Regions from separate parts of the Homo sapiens genome. Here region 2 is linked to region 1. The links are chromatin loops, found by intact Hi-C in ENCODE. Cell type or tissue: PC-9. All regions are shown on one strand. Links, peaks and the distances in the headings refer to the core of each region. The heading gives the core; the rest is flanking DNA. Region 1 has its middle 58 kb from the start of LINC01991. Region 2 overlaps LPP (LIM domain containing preferred translocation partner in lipoma).

Region 1 (2,816 bases), core at 292-2,791:
TTGTTAGGACTCAAAAAGAAGAAGAAAAAGAAGAAGAATTCAATAACAGTCATCACCAAAAGACAGAAAGAGAGGAAGACAGAATGTCTGCATTGAGAAAATCTTGGTATCTTATCTCTGGGATGTTATTGATGATCTGAGTATAGTGCAAAATCTTAAGTGAAATGAATTGGTGGTTTCAGTTCCGGATATGGTATGCAAAGAAAAAAAAAATTTGCTCTTTGAAATTCAACGCTTCCTCGTCTGTGCTTCAGGAAGCCACACGCCTGATGTTGAGCGTGGAAACTGACTCATTTCTAGCCCTTTGAGATTAGCCTCTCTAGCCCCCAGACTGTGGGCAGGATCTGGGCCCTAATGGGAAACTAGAATTGGGTCTGTCCAAACCTGGAGGAGAATCAGACACAACCTCATCGGATGCACATCTCTTTTAGGGTACTCAGCCTCCCAGAAGTTTCTGTAGGCAGAGGACCTTCTATACAAACTATCTCCAAAGCTTTTCAACTTGTAATTGGCAGTAGGTAGGTTGCCTGAAGTGGCAAAAAGCAAAAATACAAATACAGTGCTTACCAAGCACTTATCTTCAGAGTCGTGTTAAAGTAAGCTGGCCAACTGCCCCCCACTCCTCCCTTGGTGGAACAACACGTCTCTGACACTTTCAATTTAAAGACTCACATGTGTTTTCTCACCAACAAGCCCTAGGGAGTAACGAAACTTTCTTCTCCTTGACTCTCCCAGCAATCTGTTGATTTGGTGTCAACAGGTATTACAGGTATCTGTGTGTCACTTAGGCATTACATTTATTTAGAAAAGAAAAGTATGTTAGAGACTGGATGTCTCCCCCTGCCCCATTAAACTGACACAGGGAACCCCAGGATGACAGGGAGTTCAGATCTTCTAGAAGTGACCACTCCAAGCTTCAAGCTTGACCCTTTAGACCTTAAATCAGTGGTTTCCAAACTTTTTGCATACCCTCCCAGTAAGAGAAATAAACACTTGAAATGGCTTTTTTGCTTAATTCTGATGGACACATTAAAAAAACAAAGCGTTTGTCTAGAGGTAGTGAGAAGAATGCTGATTTAAATGAGAAGACAATGAGAGGCAAAGTGATGTTGGGGGCGGGGTGGGGAGAACAACTCGAGACTTGGCCTAGGGTCAGAAGATCTGAGTTTACTAACTTAATCTCACTAAGCCTCACTTTCCTCATCTGTAAAGTGTGAATGCTAATTACAAAATGAGATCACATATGTGAAAGCGTTTGCCTTATAAATGGTAAGGGATATGCAAAGGTTCATAGCTATTACTATGTATAAGCTTTTAAATATTAATGATTAATTTGTGTTAGAAATGAAATTTCAGACTTCATCATAGAATAAGGTTTAATCTTTCCGATTTTCTTATCTGCAAAGTTTTTATAAAACATAGTTGTCCGCATTATTGATTTATTTGCATGCCACTTACTTTAAAAAAGGATTTGAAGTAACATATACTGTTAGTCACAGAAATTACAGGATCATTAAAACACAGATGAAAGATTAAGACCTTGTCATGAAAGGACAGCTCGAAGAAAAAAACACAGAATAAGAATAATTTTAATCAAGCATATGATGTGATTTTGAGCTTCCCAGCAGCTTAGACAAGAAAGGAACATGCATTGCATTTCACAGCCCTCTTCCTCTAGTAAAGGAAGAATAGCTATGGATCAAGGGGGACCCAGCCCTTTCTAGCCCTAAACTCCACAAGAAATGTATCATGTGCAACCTTATATAAGAAATATCAAAAATAAATTGGGTGGTATCTTCAAACCGAAATGTAGCAAAGATACTATTCAATCTGACCACTAGGCGAGATTTTCCTTTGTGAATCAGTGCTTGCCTTCCCAGAACTAAACAAACAGCAAGATGATTAATATAAGGAGCAGGCTGCCTTAAAAAAAAAAAAAAAAAAAAAAAAAAAAAAAAAAAAAAACGAAAACAAAAAAACAGAGAGAGAGAGAGAAAGAAAAAGAAACAGAGCAGTGAAAATCAGAATGCCTGCCCCAGCCGGCTGGGGCGTGTCGCTGTCACCATTCATTAGGGGGTGTCAAGAAGGCGAGGCAATACGTGAGGTGCCTTGCACAAGGTCACTTGGTGTCTGTGAAACTGACTCTGCATTCTGAGTTCCTTAATATGATTTTTTAGGTCACAGTGTTCTAGGCAAAGCTCCCTGTTGATGTACATCTCTCATGCAAGATTTAGATCACCTCTTTTCGGGCAGAGCTCCATGGAAACACCGCCCATGATTTCTGAAAAGGAGTCTGATTGGGCCCTGGTGATACCCGGCTGGAGTGGACAGTGATCTCTGCAGTGGACACATTGCTGGACTGTTGGCAAGGCTACAGCTACCAGAATCTAGTCCTTGTAGGCTATTATTATTCTAATGCCATAGTAAATTCCTGTTTATCCAAAATGGCTAGGAAATGGGGCATTCTGAGCAATGGAAAATTCTGGTTCATTGGGTTACCCTCCATATCATTTACTGATTCTTGGTTTCAAAATAAGTAAATTACAACACACTTTGCTAATCACTAAAATGATAGTGGGTATGATTTAAGCTTTTTTTTTTATGATCCATAAGGTACTTCAGGATCTATTAGCACCTAATACCATTGTTAAGATCGCGACTTGTCATTTTCAAGGATTTGAGGTAGAAATGCAGGAGGTGGGGACAATTGGGCTGCATCAGTATTAACTCCCAACCAGATCGCTGGAACTGCTGCTGCAGTTGAGTTGAATCATTTCTTCCTTCATACCAGTTTGTTGGCAAGTGAAATAATAAGC
Region 2 (2,816 bases), core at 198-2,697, 360 kb before region 1:
GATTACAGGTGTGAGCCACTATGCCTGGCCTGACTTTGGAACTTCTGCCACCAAGAAATATACTCTTTCTAAACCCGCATCACTAATAAGTGTGTATTTGTTTACGGACTTATCCATACATATGTAAAAGGCTTTTATGTGCTTTACTAAATTCAAATGTCTTCCTACAAACAGTAGTAAGAACCACATTTATTAAATAATTCATATGTGCAAATTGTTTTAAGCTCTTCACATGCATTATTTCATTTTGTCTTCAAAAATTCCTTTGTCGCCTGTAATCTCAGCTACTTGGGAGGCTGAGGCAGGAGAATCGCTTGAGCCCAGGAGGCAGAGGTTGCAGTGAGCAGATATTGCACCATTGCACTCCAGCCTGGGCAACACAGCAAGATTCCCTCTTAAAAAAAAAAAAAAAAAAATTCCTTTGTCGTCCTATCATTAGCCCCAGGATAGAACTGACATGAAGAAGAAGCTGAGTCACAAAAATTAAACAACTGGCCTAAGGTCATTTGTATACAATGACCTGGACTCTGGATTTAAATCCAGACAATCCAACTCCAAAGCCCACATTCTCCCCACTATGTCTGTGTCATCGTGTTAATCCACCAGTTGGTTAACCCAGACAAAACGGGAACTGGTTAAGACCCTGTTCTGGCTCTTGGTGAACACTACTTCCTTTCAAAGACTCACAAATCACCTGTCTACATAGGACCGTCGACAACTGGAATCACAATGAAATCAGCAGATTCTAGACTCTGGATACCTGTTTCGTTTGGGGGCGGGGTGGGGGATGGGCACTGGACTTTTTTGATAATACCTATTTCCTCGTCTCCTCACTTTCTGGCATTTCTGCTGATTTCTGGGTTTCCTCAAAATTACTGGTAGCCGTTCCCCATCAGAAGTTCTCTTCTGTATCCTGAGATGCGGCATTCGTGGTCCATGAAATTTGCAACCATTTAAGGAAAGCAAATTGCTCTCTCACAACCTCTTCAATTGTCATAGGCATCAATTTCTTCCTAATGATGTCGATTCCACCCTTCATAGATGACCCACCCCCTTGATAGAGATGACTGACAGAGGCAGAAAGCAGCCATGCAGCTCCGCTTTCTCCTTTCATCTGGGCCATTACATCACCCTCTTCGGGTTACAAAAATGCTAGACATCCACACAAAAGGACTCCCTCTTCCAGAGCCCATTCGAATCCCACTCATGTCTAGGAGGTCACTGAAAACGAAAGGCAGTGATTGGCTGCCAATTACATCACTGCTCTACAGGCCTGATTAAACTCTTAATTAATTGAATGCCACTTTACTTACACACCTCACTCCACAGACAAATAAATAAACACAAAGAGAACAACACAGGGTGAAGGTAGTAATAAACTATAGCTTCTGGCTCAGGTAGGAAAGAGGAGCCATTTGCTGGAGTTACCTGTCATTAAAAATGATTCGGTCACCAGGTGGAGACACACAGCTCTCTATATTAAATTAGAGGAATGATTCAAAGGGGACCAGTTTCAGCTGACAAGAGCAAAAAGAAATCAATTTTAGGTTGCCAGGACAACTAGACTTTTCCTGCAAGAATAAATTTGATACAGCCCTAAAATCTGACAACTAAATGTTTCCTCACATTACATCACATCCCTAAAATGTGTGTTGAACCAGTGAGATAATCAAGCCTGCTAATTACTTTCTACAACACCCAGAAGATACAGAAATGATGGTCTTGGCTCCAGTCTGACTTTCCTCTAACAGCTCCACTCGCTATCTTACTTTTATAGTGAATGAGGATTGTGTGCTTCTTAAAATGAATCTGAAAGCATATCATTGTCAGTTGGTCCTTGAATCCTAGAGAAAGGAAGGTGAGCACCTTCTCAATTCAAGTCCCCTAATGGGTTATATCTATACCCATGTTCCCTGTCATATAATTCATTGGCTACCCAAGGGGTTCCAGAGAAGGAGTCCAAAGTCACAGAATTATATTTAATACAATGGGGGGTCTAAAGGGACTTGAGAGGTTACCTTTGTTTTATAGAGGGTGAGTCTGAGGCATAGGTAGGCAAAGCAACTACTCAAGGCCAGTGAAGCTGGTCAGCAGCAGAGTCAGGACTGGAATCCAGCTCTTTGGATAATGGCTTCTACGCCATTTCCTTAAATAGCTGCAGTCATTCCATGGCTGTGCCTTGGAGACTTTAGGAGCTGAAGTTAAGTCCACTTGATCTCCTACTAATCCATGGGAGGCAGTGACCCCAAATGGCCTCATCCCAGGAGGTCAGAGTCCTGAACCCAGATCCAAAAATATCTGATGAGATGAACGTTCCCTGTGCATTTACATTCTCAGAAGCCTGAATATCAATGTACCTCCAGGGGCTATTAAAAACAAGAACAGCTAATAAATCATGGGAAAGCAGTTCACAAATGTAAAGTAATACAAAAATGCTAAGCATGGATAATATAAGTGCCCCAGGCTGAGGCAGTTCCCTGGAGAGCGTGATGCTTTCAAGTGGGCTAGGCTTTGGCGTGTTATTACACAGCCTCCACCATCATCTACCAGAAGATGCAAAGGACACGCCTCTCTCCAACCTCACTCTCCTTTCTTAGATTGCTCCCAAGTTCTCGAGAATGCCCCTAGATCTTATTATAACGTATTGTATTATAATAGAGCCATGGTTATATAGTCTTCACTAAGTGTAGAGAAACACCGAGAGGAGATCTGAAACAAGCAGCTCTGTGCACGTCCCCAGACCACTGACGGGAAAGCAAATGTCAAGCTGTCCCTAGCTTGTCATAAACCAAGTAAACCATGAAAAACAATGAATC

The links. A loop is a pair of places that touch in the nucleus more often than their neighbours do. Peaks named below come from ENCODE experiments on the same cell type or tissue, not always from the same donor. Only the 100,000 strongest peaks of a DNase experiment are listed, where the experiment ranks them.
Region 2: it touches region 1 in a loop (2.2-fold over the local background); 3 of 110 quality-filtered maps call a loop at or near these places.

The regions. Positions count from the first base shown.
Region 1 is chr3:187,916,679-187,919,494 of GRCh38, reverse strand. No RefSeq gene overlaps it. Among named protein-coding and RNA genes, the nearest start is that of LINC01991, 58 kb to the left of the region's middle. RefSeq lists an enhancer at 58-237. In PC-9, for the core only: CTCF peaks have their summits at 1,555 and 1,754; a DNase peak (open chromatin) is centred at 1,884; H3K27ac peaks cover 863 bases.
Region 2 is chr3:188,278,534-188,281,349 of GRCh38, reverse strand. All of the region lies in intron 2 of LPP (LIM domain containing preferred translocation partner in lipoma), which reads right to left. Among named protein-coding and RNA genes, the nearest start is that of FLJ42393, 100 kb to the right of the region's middle. In PC-9, for the core only: CTCF peaks have their summits at 1,264 and 1,466 (motif pointing right); no DNase peak of the experiment used is centred there.